Regions from separate parts of the Homo sapiens genome. Here all the other regions are linked to region 1. A link is a loop called in an ENCODE intact Hi-C map of the cell type or tissue named here. Cell type or tissue: PC-3. All regions are shown on one strand. Region 1 overlaps SLFN5 (schlafen family member 5). Region 2 has its middle 61 kb from the start of SLFN11. Region 3 overlaps SLFN12L (schlafen family member 12 like). Region 4 overlaps LOC105371933 (a long non-coding RNA gene).

Evidence for each region. Peaks named below come from ENCODE experiments on the same cell type or tissue, not always from the same donor. Only the 100,000 strongest peaks of a DNase experiment are listed, where the experiment ranks them.
Region 2: a loop joins it to region 1, with 2.0 times the contacts of the local background. A loop is called at or near these places in 19 of 110 quality-filtered maps.
Region 3: a loop joins it to region 1, with 6 times the contacts of the local background. A loop is called at or near these places in 31 of 110 quality-filtered maps.
Region 4: it touches region 1 in a loop (2.5-fold over the local background); 21 of 110 quality-filtered maps call a loop at or near these places.

The regions. Positions count from the first base shown.
Region 1 is chr17:35,252,995-35,255,494 of GRCh38, forward strand. The region is part of intron 1 of SLFN5 (schlafen family member 5); the gene reads left to right. Among named protein-coding and RNA genes, the nearest start is that of SLFN5, 11 kb to the left of the region's middle. In PC-3, no CTCF peak of the experiment used is centred here; a DNase peak (open chromatin) is centred at 1,547; H3K27ac peaks cover 1,420 bases.
Region 2 is chr17:35,311,663-35,314,162 of GRCh38, forward strand. No RefSeq gene overlaps it. Among named protein-coding and RNA genes, the nearest start is that of SLFN11, 61 kb to the right of the region's middle. RefSeq lists enhancers at 25-526, 1,705-2,364. In PC-3, a CTCF peak has its summit at 1,241 (motif pointing right); no DNase peak of the experiment used is centred here.
Region 3 is chr17:35,532,437-35,534,936 of GRCh38, forward strand. The region is part of intron 1 of SLFN12L (schlafen family member 12 like); the gene reads right to left. Among named protein-coding and RNA genes, the nearest start is that of SLFN12L, 4.0 kb to the right of the region's middle. In PC-3, CTCF peaks have their summits at 1,066 (motif pointing left) and 1,268; a DNase peak (open chromatin) is centred at 1,055.
Region 4 is chr17:35,373,741-35,376,240 of GRCh38, forward strand. LOC105371933 (a long non-coding RNA gene) reads left to right here. Exons shown (of 2, transcript NR_171638.1): 2 at 172-1,115. It also overlaps the pseudogene UFM1P2. Among named protein-coding and RNA genes, the nearest start is that of SLFN11, 1.4 kb to the left of the region's middle. RefSeq lists enhancers at 1-38, 709-808. In PC-3, no CTCF peak of the experiment used is centred here; no DNase peak of the experiment used is centred here; H3K4me3 peaks cover 1,437 bases; H3K27ac peaks cover 689 bases.

The DNA.
Region 1 (2,500 bases):
CTGCTGTAACAAAATACCATGGACTGGGTGGCTTTTAAACAACAAAAATTTATTGCACACAATTTTGGTGGCTGGGAAGTCCAAGGTGCTGAGAGATTTGGTATCTGGAGAGGGCCCTCATAGATGGTGCCTTCTCACTGGGTCCTCGCATGGTAGCGGGGGTGTATATGCTCCCTTGGACCTCTTTCATAAGGGCACTAATCTCACTTATGAGGGTACATCATCATGACCTAATCACCTTCCAATGGCCCTATCTCCTAATACCAGCACCTTTAGGGTTAGGATTTGCACAATGAACTTTAGGGAGTTGCAAACATTCAGACCATAAAAGATACTGTTTATTTCTGGAAGATGACTGTATAGCACTCTCTCTCTCTCTCTCTTTTAAATCTTTGGAGACAGGGTCTCCCTCTGTTGCCCAGGCTGGAGTGCAGTGGTATGATCTTGGCTCACTGCAGCCTCAATCCACTGGGCTCAGGAGATCCTCCTACCTCAGCTTCCCAAGTAGGTAGGACTACAGGTGCATGCCACCATGCTTGGTGTTTTGGTTTTTGAAGAGATAAGAACTCGTTATCCCATTATGTTGCCCAGGCTGGTCTTAAGCTCCTGGCCTCAAGCAATCCTCCCACCTTGGCCTCCCAAAATGGGGGAATTACAGGTGTGAGCCGCTGTGCCTGGCCTGAGTATAGCTAACAGTTTTTTTTTTTTTTTTTTTTTTTTTGAGATGGAGTCTCACTCTGTCACCCAGGCTGGAGTGCAGTGGCATGATCTCAGCTCACTGCAATCTCCAGCTCCTGGGCTCAAGTGATTCTTGTGCCTCAGCCTCCTGAGTAGCTGAGACTACAGCCGCATGCCACCTTGCCTGGCTAATTTTTGTATTTTTCGTAGAGATGGGATTTCACTGTGTTGGCCAGGCTGGTCTTGAACTCCTAACCTCAGGTGATCCGCCCACCTTGTCTTCCCAAAGTGCTGGGATTACAAGCATGAGCCACTGTGCCTGGCCAACACTTCTTATCCTATGCCTTCCTTCTCCACATCCTGCCAATACAACTATATCTTATATCATCATTTTTTATCAGAACAATATTCGGAGTTTATATTATCATGACTAGGACTTTATTTACAACGGTGCCAAATAATGCCTTATGGTTATCTTTTATTTACTATACTACTTTTTATTTTAACTTAGCATTATTGTCTTATATTTGTATTTGTCTGTCTTCCTAAGTGCCTATGACCAATTCATCCCCTACTCTCCACCCTCTCAGTTTACTAAGTGATCTGTCAATTGCATGGTCTTAGGCTCTGTCCACCGAAGCCTGCTGCTCTGTTGTGCAGTTTTGCCTGTGATCTGTAGGCCTGCTCTGCAGCTGTTATTCCCAGACCTCCCTTCACAAACATCCAGGGGATTTTTAAACTTCCTTTCCTTGTTGAATCTCTTGTTTCCTGCATCCACTTTTTTGAGGGAAGAAATGCAGGGGGCAGGGCAAAGACAGTGTCCAGAGAGCATGAAATCTGAAATCTCAGTTCACAGTGCCAACTCTTACGACACAGGGTTCTGTAATCATGCATGAGTCACTGTTTTTCTTCCTACTTCAGAGAACTTCAAATTTTGCCAGCAATGCCCAGCATCCATTACTGCAGGCATTCTATTTTGGTGTCATCAACTTCCCTGCTCAAGTTTTCAGTGCACTTGGCATTCCTTCTGCGTACATGTTGAGGTTTAAATTTCTGGATTTCGGCCGGGCGTGGTGGCTCACGCCTGTAATCCCAGCAATTTGGGAGGCTGAAGCGGGTGGATCACCTGAGGTCAGGAGTTCGAGACCAGCCTGGCTAACATGGCGAAACCCTGTCTCTACTAAAAATACAAAAATTAGCTGGGCATGGTGGCTTGTGCCTGTAGTCCCAGCTACTCAGAAGGCTGAGGAAGGAGAATCACTTGAACCCAGGAGGCAGAGGTTGCAGTGAGCTGAGATCACACCACTGCACTACAGCCTGGGCAATAGAGCGAGGCTCTGTCTCAAAAAAATCAAAATAAATAAATAAATAAATTTCTGGATTTTAAAAAACTCACTATTGTTTTTCAATAATCTATGAGGGGTGAAGGAGGTACAGACATCTTTCTTGGGATTCTTAAGTTAGAATCTCCTGTTATTCTTCTAATTAGAAAAAGGATTAATGATGTTAAAAAAGACAAATCTTATTGTTAATGGCTCTGCAAACCAACAACACAAAAATATTTAGAGAAAAGTGCTGAAGGAAATGCATTAGAATGCTAAATCTTTAAATGGTGAATCTATAAGTGTTCTTTTTCTTTAATTCTGCCTTTGGTTTTTCTTTCTTTGACACATTGAGCACATATTACTTTTACTGCTGGGAAAAATGTAAGTTGAAATAAAAACAACATAGAAAACACTGAATCTGCTTTTAGAAAATGACTACCATGATATGTGTGTGTATGCGTGCGCACATGTGCATACGCATGGGTGTTTTAGCGGAA
Region 2 (2,500 bases), 59 kb after region 1:
AAGGTCTGTGAACTATGTATAATACTTAAGTGTGCTTTTGTGGTAGCAGGCATCATTCTTTCATTTCCATATTTAAAACTCTCTTAGGATATCTCGTAATGCTAGTCTAGTGGTAAAAAATAAGGTCCTTTAACAATTGCTTGCCTGGAAAATATTTTATTTCTTCTTTGTTTATGAAGCTTAGTTTGGGAAGACATCAAATTCCTGGTTGGACTTCCTTTTATTTGAGAATACTGAAAATAAGTACTCAATCTCTTCTCATTTGTAAGGTTTCTGCTGAGAAGTCCATTGTTAGCCTAATGGGGTTCCCTTGTAAGTGATCTGACATTTTTCTCTAGGTGTCGTTTAACATTTTTTCTTTAGTATTGACTTTGGATACTCTGGTGACTATGTGCCTTGGTGACATTTGTCTTGTATAGTATCTTGCAGGTGTTCTCCAGGTTTATTGTGTTTGGATGTCTACCTCTCTAACAAGATTAGGAAAACATTTTTGAATTATTCCTTCAAATAAGTTTTCCAGCTGTTTACTTTTTCTTCTTCTCTCAGGAATTCCAATCTTTTGTAGATTTGGTTGCTTAACATAATCCTATGTTTCTAAAAAATTTTACTCATTTTTAAACAATTCTTTATTTCTGTGTGACTGAGTTAGTTAGAAATATTGGTCTTCATGCTCTGAAATTCTTCCTTGTGCTTGATCTAGTCTGTTGATAGAGATTTCAATAGTATTTTGAAATTCTGTAAGTGAGTTTTTCAATTTCTGAAGATCTGATAAGTTTTAAAAAGATGCTTATCTCTTCCTTCATTTTCTGGATTGCTTTAGTAGTTTCCTTGCGTCGATTTTCAGCCTTGTCTTGGATCTCGTTGAGCTGCCTTGCAATCCATGCTTTGAATTCTCTGTCATTTCTGAGCTTCCTTTTTTGTTAGGGTCCATTGGTGGAGAGCTAGTGTAATCTTTTGGTGGTGTCACAACATTCAGATTTTTCATGGTGCTGGAATTCTTACACTGTTTCCTTCTTATCTGGAGAGGCTAGCACTTCTAATTTTTGTAATTAATTTAATGTGGAAAGAATTTTTTTTCTTTGCCTTTCTCCCCCACCCCATCTCTAGCAGGGTATAGCTACAGAGTATGTTGAGTAGGGCCTTCTGGCTTTGCTTCTGTAACCCTATGCACTTCTGTTGGCAGGTTTTACACTGGGCTGTGATATTTGATCTACAGGCCAGTAGATGGCGCTTAAGGGTAATTGTCAGCTGCGGCACAAGCAGAGGAGTATGTAACTGATCTTTGTTTACTGTGAAGTTCTCTCTATTGTCTCAGGAGGTGGGCTGGGCAGTGGAGAGCCCCCTACCCTAAGCTTTCCTGTTCTTGGAGGGTAGCTGGAGCCCCTAGCTTGCCTAAGAAGGCCCCAGTAGTGAGTGCAGGCACCAGCCCTGATGACAGTGGGTGGGTGGCTCCCGGTGAAATGCGCTGAGGTGTCTTTGGGGTGAGGAGGTTAGGGGGCTGTACTGGCTCCCCATCCTACATAGGCAGGAACATGATCTGTTTGCCTATCACACCCCTGTTCTGGGCGGGGTTGGTGACTCCTAGTTCAGACACACATAGCCAATCTCTGGACCCCTACGTGGTTGAGAGCCACAGGAAACTGTTTTGTGAGTCTCCGTGGGAGTGGTTTGGGGGCAAAACTTTGTAACTCAGCCCAATAGAGATAGCTTTGTGGCTCCTCTGTTTTCTGATGTGGTAGCACTGCTGCTTCATGTGAAGGGTGGGGCGGGGAGAGCTCCACCCCAAACCCTTACATGGTTGGTTATGGTGGTGTCCGCTGATTGGGTCCACCTGACCTCGGCCCCGGTGGAAGTTATCGGGTGGCAGCAGAGTTGGAATGGGATAGGTAGTTCCCCGTTTCCAGGACCCCAGACGGCCTGCTGGGACAGTGTATATGAGTCCGGAATGGGCTGGACCAGGGTCAGGCTAGCCCAGACTTCAGGTACGGGCTGTGATGACGAGGAGTGGGCTAGTCTCCCGGGTCGGTCACCGCTGAACTCTCAGGTGAGGGCAGGCAGAGCACTTGGGCGGTGGAATCCCAAGGAAGATCAAAAGCTTGGGGGGTTGGGTTTTCAGAAGGGCTCTGGGCTGCAGCTGAAAATGTTTACATGGGGCAGGGTGGCTGTGCTGTGGGTCTTTCACCGGGGAGGGCAGGACCCCTCAGCTGGGGCAGTGGGGACGGGGCACTCTTGCACTTCCCTCCCACGCAAGCAATGCTGGATTTCACTGCTGCGGGCACACAAAGGTGCAAAGCCTCCTCTTCCCACGCTGGCCTGGGGGTGGTAGGGATGGAGCCAAAAAGCTTGTTGCTGGCCTCAGGGAATTGGGCTCTCAAAGGAACCGAGCCATGGCCATAATTTCAGGAAGGGGCAGGAAGGCCGTTGTGGGCCGGAAGCCAGCGAGCCCGATTTGGCAGGGGACAGCAGACGCGGGGAGTCCTCGGTTACACAGTCTCCTCCT
Region 3 (2,500 bases), 280 kb after region 1:
ATCTCAAAAAAAAAAAAAAAGGCACAAAAGCAAAGCTTGTTTAATAAAAAATTGATAGTGCAGATAAATCAATAACAGAATAAAAAGCCTGAGGGACGTTATCAAGAAAAATTTTATAAAGTACCTGGCTCCGTTGGGATTACTGGAAAACTTTTTTTAAAACTTCAAAATCAGGCCAGGCACCGTGGCTCTCACCTATAATCCTTACACTTTGGGAGGCCAAGGCAGGCATATCACTTGAGGCCAGGAGTTCAAGACCAGCCTGGCTAACACAGTGAAATCCTCACCCCTACTGAAAATACAAAAATTAGCCAGGCATGATGGCAGGTGCCTGTAATCCCAGCTACTCAGGAGGCTGAGGCAGGAGAATCACTAGAACCCAGGAGGCAGAGGTTGCAGTGAACAAAAATCATTCCACTGCACTCCAGCCTGGTGAGACCCTGTCTCAAAAACAAAAACAAACCAAAAGACAAAAACAAAAAAACTTCAAAATCATATAATTATCACATTATTAAATATATATTGTTTGACACACAAAAAATGGCAGGCTACAACATTCAGTTTTATATACTTTATAAACAATATTATGGTGATCAATAATATTTTCAGCCTTATCTCTTATCATCTTAATAATATTACATTGTTTTACAATTTGTAAACATCAAATAAACAGAATTTTATATTCTGCTTTTATCACATAACACCTCTACAACCCTTTCAAGTTGTTATGCTTTTAGTTATATGTTACATTTCATCAAGAAGATGCTTAACACAATGTTGTATGTAGAAACTATTTTTAAAAGATGCATATTAATGAACTAGGTACTTCTCAATTGTTGAAATTGCTCTCAATTCATACTTAACCATAAATAATAGTCATAAATCATTTACTCAACAAATATTTATTGGAAATCTATTATTTGCCTAGCACTGTGCTAAATCCAGAAAAGACAGTGGTGAACAAAACAAACCTGGTCCCTGTTCTTGAGGAGGTTGACAGTAAACAAGTGACTCCTATGGACAAAAGTTTAGAATGTCAGGGGAGCTTAGAATGGAAACACTGCCCTCACCTGGCAGTTGGAGAGGGAATGGGTTCAGAGAAGGATTTCCAGAAAAAGTAACATTTGAGTTAAGATCTGAAGAATGCAAATGAGGTGAAGAGTTAATTTGGTGAAGAAGGGGGGGAAGAATTTTCTAGACAGAAGTAAGAAGGAGTATGTCAAGTTCAAAAGACTGACAGCACAGAGCTGGAAGGATAGAGGCAGGAGATGAGGTTGGAACCATGCTCAGGTGTCCAGCTGTGCATTGTCTGGTAAGCCACTTTAAGGGTTCCTGGCTTTACCCTAAGAGTAATGGGAAGCTGGCCAGACACCATAGCTCACGCCTGTAATCCCAGCACTTTGGGAGGCCGAGGCGGGCAGATCACCTGAGGTCAGGAGTTCGAGACCAGCCTGGCCAACATAGTGAAACCTCATCTCTACTAAAAATACAAAAATTAACCAGGCTGCACCTGTAGTCCCAGCTACTTGGGAGGCTGAGGCACGAGAATTGCTTTAACCTGGGAGGCAAAGTTTGCAGTGAGTCAAAATCATGCCACTGCACTCCAGGCTGGGCAACAGAAGGAGACTCTGTCTCAAAAGAAAGGCCTGGGCACGGTGTCTCATGCCTGTGATCCCAGCACTTTGGGAGGCCCTGGTGGGCAGATCATGAGGTCAAGAGATGGAGACCATCCTGGCTAACACGGTGAAACCCCATCTCTACTAAAAATACAAAAAATTAGCCGGGCATGGTGGCACATGCCTGCAGTCCCAGCTACTCGGGAGGCTGAGGCAGGAGAATCTCTTGAACCCGGGAAGCGGAGGTTGCAGTGAGCTGAGATCGTCCCACTGCACTCCAGCCTGGCAACAGAGCAAGACTCCGTCTCAAAAAAAACAAAAAGTAATGGGAAGCCATTGGAGGTTGTTAAGCAGGAAGACACAGCATCAGATGAACATTTTTCAAAGTCCTTTCTAGCTGAAGCAGGTTAGAGCAGTCATGGAAAAGACCTTTCAGGATATGGTTTCAGCAGCCCAAATGAGAACAGATGGTGATGTGGACTAAGGTGGGGACAGTGGAGAAGTAGGCAGAGTTGAGAGAGATTTAGAATTAAGCCGGCAGAGTTGAGAGAGATTTAGAAGTAAGCCGAGGGACCTGGCAATTGATGGGAATTCATGTCTATTATTTCAATTGCTCCTCTTCCATCTCAATCCAATGGATAAGAACCAGAATGGGCCCAGTCACTGGCGGGAGCTGTTTATGAGATACTGCTTCTCACCCCAGATTAAAAACCATAGCTTAGCCAAACATTGAAAGGGAGAAAGGATCCAAATGTGGAGAGAGAACCTGGATATATGCCAAAGCTTAAGCAGCCAAAAGCAGAAATCTCTATCAAGGCCTGGGATCAAGAGTTCTGATACAGGAAGAGCTAATCAATCAAGAGCAAATAAAAACAAAGGGCATA
Region 4 (2,500 bases), 120 kb after region 1:
GTTAAATTGCCTAGAAGCTCCCACCCTTCTGACTGTTGCCACGTAGTTCTTAGTTTCCGGGAATTTGGGGATTTTTTCCTCCCCCTTCTTCCCACCCTTCCTCCGTCTCCTCGCTCCCTCCATCCATCTCTCCCTCCCTATCATCTATCTATTCATCTATCTGGATTACAGCAAAACAAAGAATAAAGATTATGAAGAAAGAGAAGAACTTCCCAGGCCCAAGCAGCTGTCGGCTCCTGCGCTCCCAACGGGGTGGCCGTTTCCTTCCTCGCACCCTCTTCTCTCCCGGTGCCTGCGGTCCCACCTTCCAGATACCCCTCGGAGAGTCCAGCTGAGCTCTCGCCAGAGCTTTCCCCTTCCAACCCGCTCGACTTGCCCAGATCCCAAGCTGGGCTTCTCTCTCCATCGCCCCAGAAAGTGGGTCTTGGAGACCGAGGCAAGAATTTGGGCCTCCGCTTCTGTTCCAGACCCCGGACCCCTTGCCAAAATGCGGCAGATGTGCAGATTGGGCCGCGCTTGGTTCCTGGCTGGGTTTATGGAGCCTGCGGCTGAGGCAGGCTCCGCAGACCCCGAGCCAGAGTGGGATTTAACGGCGGCCGGTGCGCTGTGCTTGGTCAACCCCGGTAACCGTCACGCTGCTAGTGATATGAAAAAAACCTGCCAGCGTTCTGCTTTTCTGCCCCGCTGCAGTCTTTAGCACCCGCCAGGATTCTGTCCGAGTGTTTGGATTTTGTAATCCTCCTGTCTTTGGCCAACTCCCCATCCTTGGCGGAGCGCTCGCCCTTGGCCGGGCTCCGTGCTGCCAGCCTTGCGGAACCCTAGGCCCGGGCGGCTCTGTCGGAGGCCCACTTCTCACTGATGCGGAGTGGCCCGAGGGTGGGAGCAGCGGTTAATGCCGCACTGATTAATACAGGCTCCAGTGAAAGCGAAAGTAAGAAAATAAAACGGATTTCATTATACATATACAATGTGTGTATGGATACATGTACATACATATTACACTTATGTGTATGTTACGCACGTTTGTTAAAATGAGGTCATAATGTTCATGCTGTTTCATAACCCACTTTCTTTCAATGACCACCTTTTCATTTCAGTAAATCTTCGTATTCTCATGTTGCAGCTTCTCCATTTTTCTTTAACATGTTTACAGAGAGTCTGTGCAAACCTGTACCAAATCCAGAACCATGCATCTATAACGTGCTAAAAGATTGTCAACCTAGAATCCTATAACAACCACAAAAAAGGCCTACCTAAATGGAGGCAAAGTAATGACTTCAGACAAAAAAAAAAAAAAAGGAAATCTGAAAATCTGAGGGAATTTGTCACCAGCCGATCTTTCTTATGAAAAAATATTAAAGGAAGTTCTTTAGCTGGAAGGAAAATGATACCTGAATGAAACTCAGATCTACAAAAAAGAATGAAGAGCACAGAAGATAGTAAATATGCAGATAAATATAAAAAATCTCTTTTTTACTGTTAAAATTATTCTTTTTTTACAATATAACAAAATGTATTTTCATTGGATATTAATTATGAACCCACAATGCATGTAAACTAAATACAATACTTCAAATCATTCTGCACAAAGAAATTACAGATCACATTTATTTAATAACAAAATGTCTAATTGTTTAATAAAATGTTTTTAGGAACTTACAATATAATTTTCAAAAACAAAGAATAAAAATATTAAATATATCACTTTATGGCAGAGGACAACATAAATTTATTTCTGCAACACAGCAGGCAAACTTTTGTGCTAGAAACAGTGGAGAAAAAATTTAAAGCAAAAAGTCAGGAAATGGATGTTCACAAATTTCTGGTTAACTGAGGCTCAATAGTTATTGTAAGAAACGGGCGTTTGAACATCAGATTTTAAAATAAAATATTTTAAATATTTTTATTTTATAATATTTTAAAGATTTTATTTATAAGATTTTAAAATTTTAAAATATTTTTATTTTATAAAAATAAAAACTTCCTCAAACACCAGAGTTTTTCACCTCAGCAAATGTCTTTTCCTTTGATAATTCATAATCCTGCTGTTCATTTGTCACATATATGAATATCTGGTAACTTCATAAACAACTACCAATGGCACACTTCAAATGCTGAGTCTGTTGAATTTTCTTATATCTTTTTCCCCAATGAACCTAGAGCCTATAACAGAGAAGATACTGAAACATGCTAAGATAATAATTGGTCTTAGAGAGACTTCACAGCAAGTATTTAATGAAAGCCACTACATTTCCAGCTCTAAAAAGAGCCAGACAGACACAATCCCTGCTTCCAGAGTTCACCGTTCAGACAGAATACAGCAGGGCAAGCACTGATTCTGAATCATTATGAGCTTTGATTTCATCTTTCAAGATTTACATAGATACTGATTTCTTCTGGAAGGGCACATAAAATCTTCCCTTACACACATCATTCTTTGGATTCTCATAAGGGGTATTTTGAAGTCTGTATGTTGACAAGGCCAGTAGATACTTAGTTT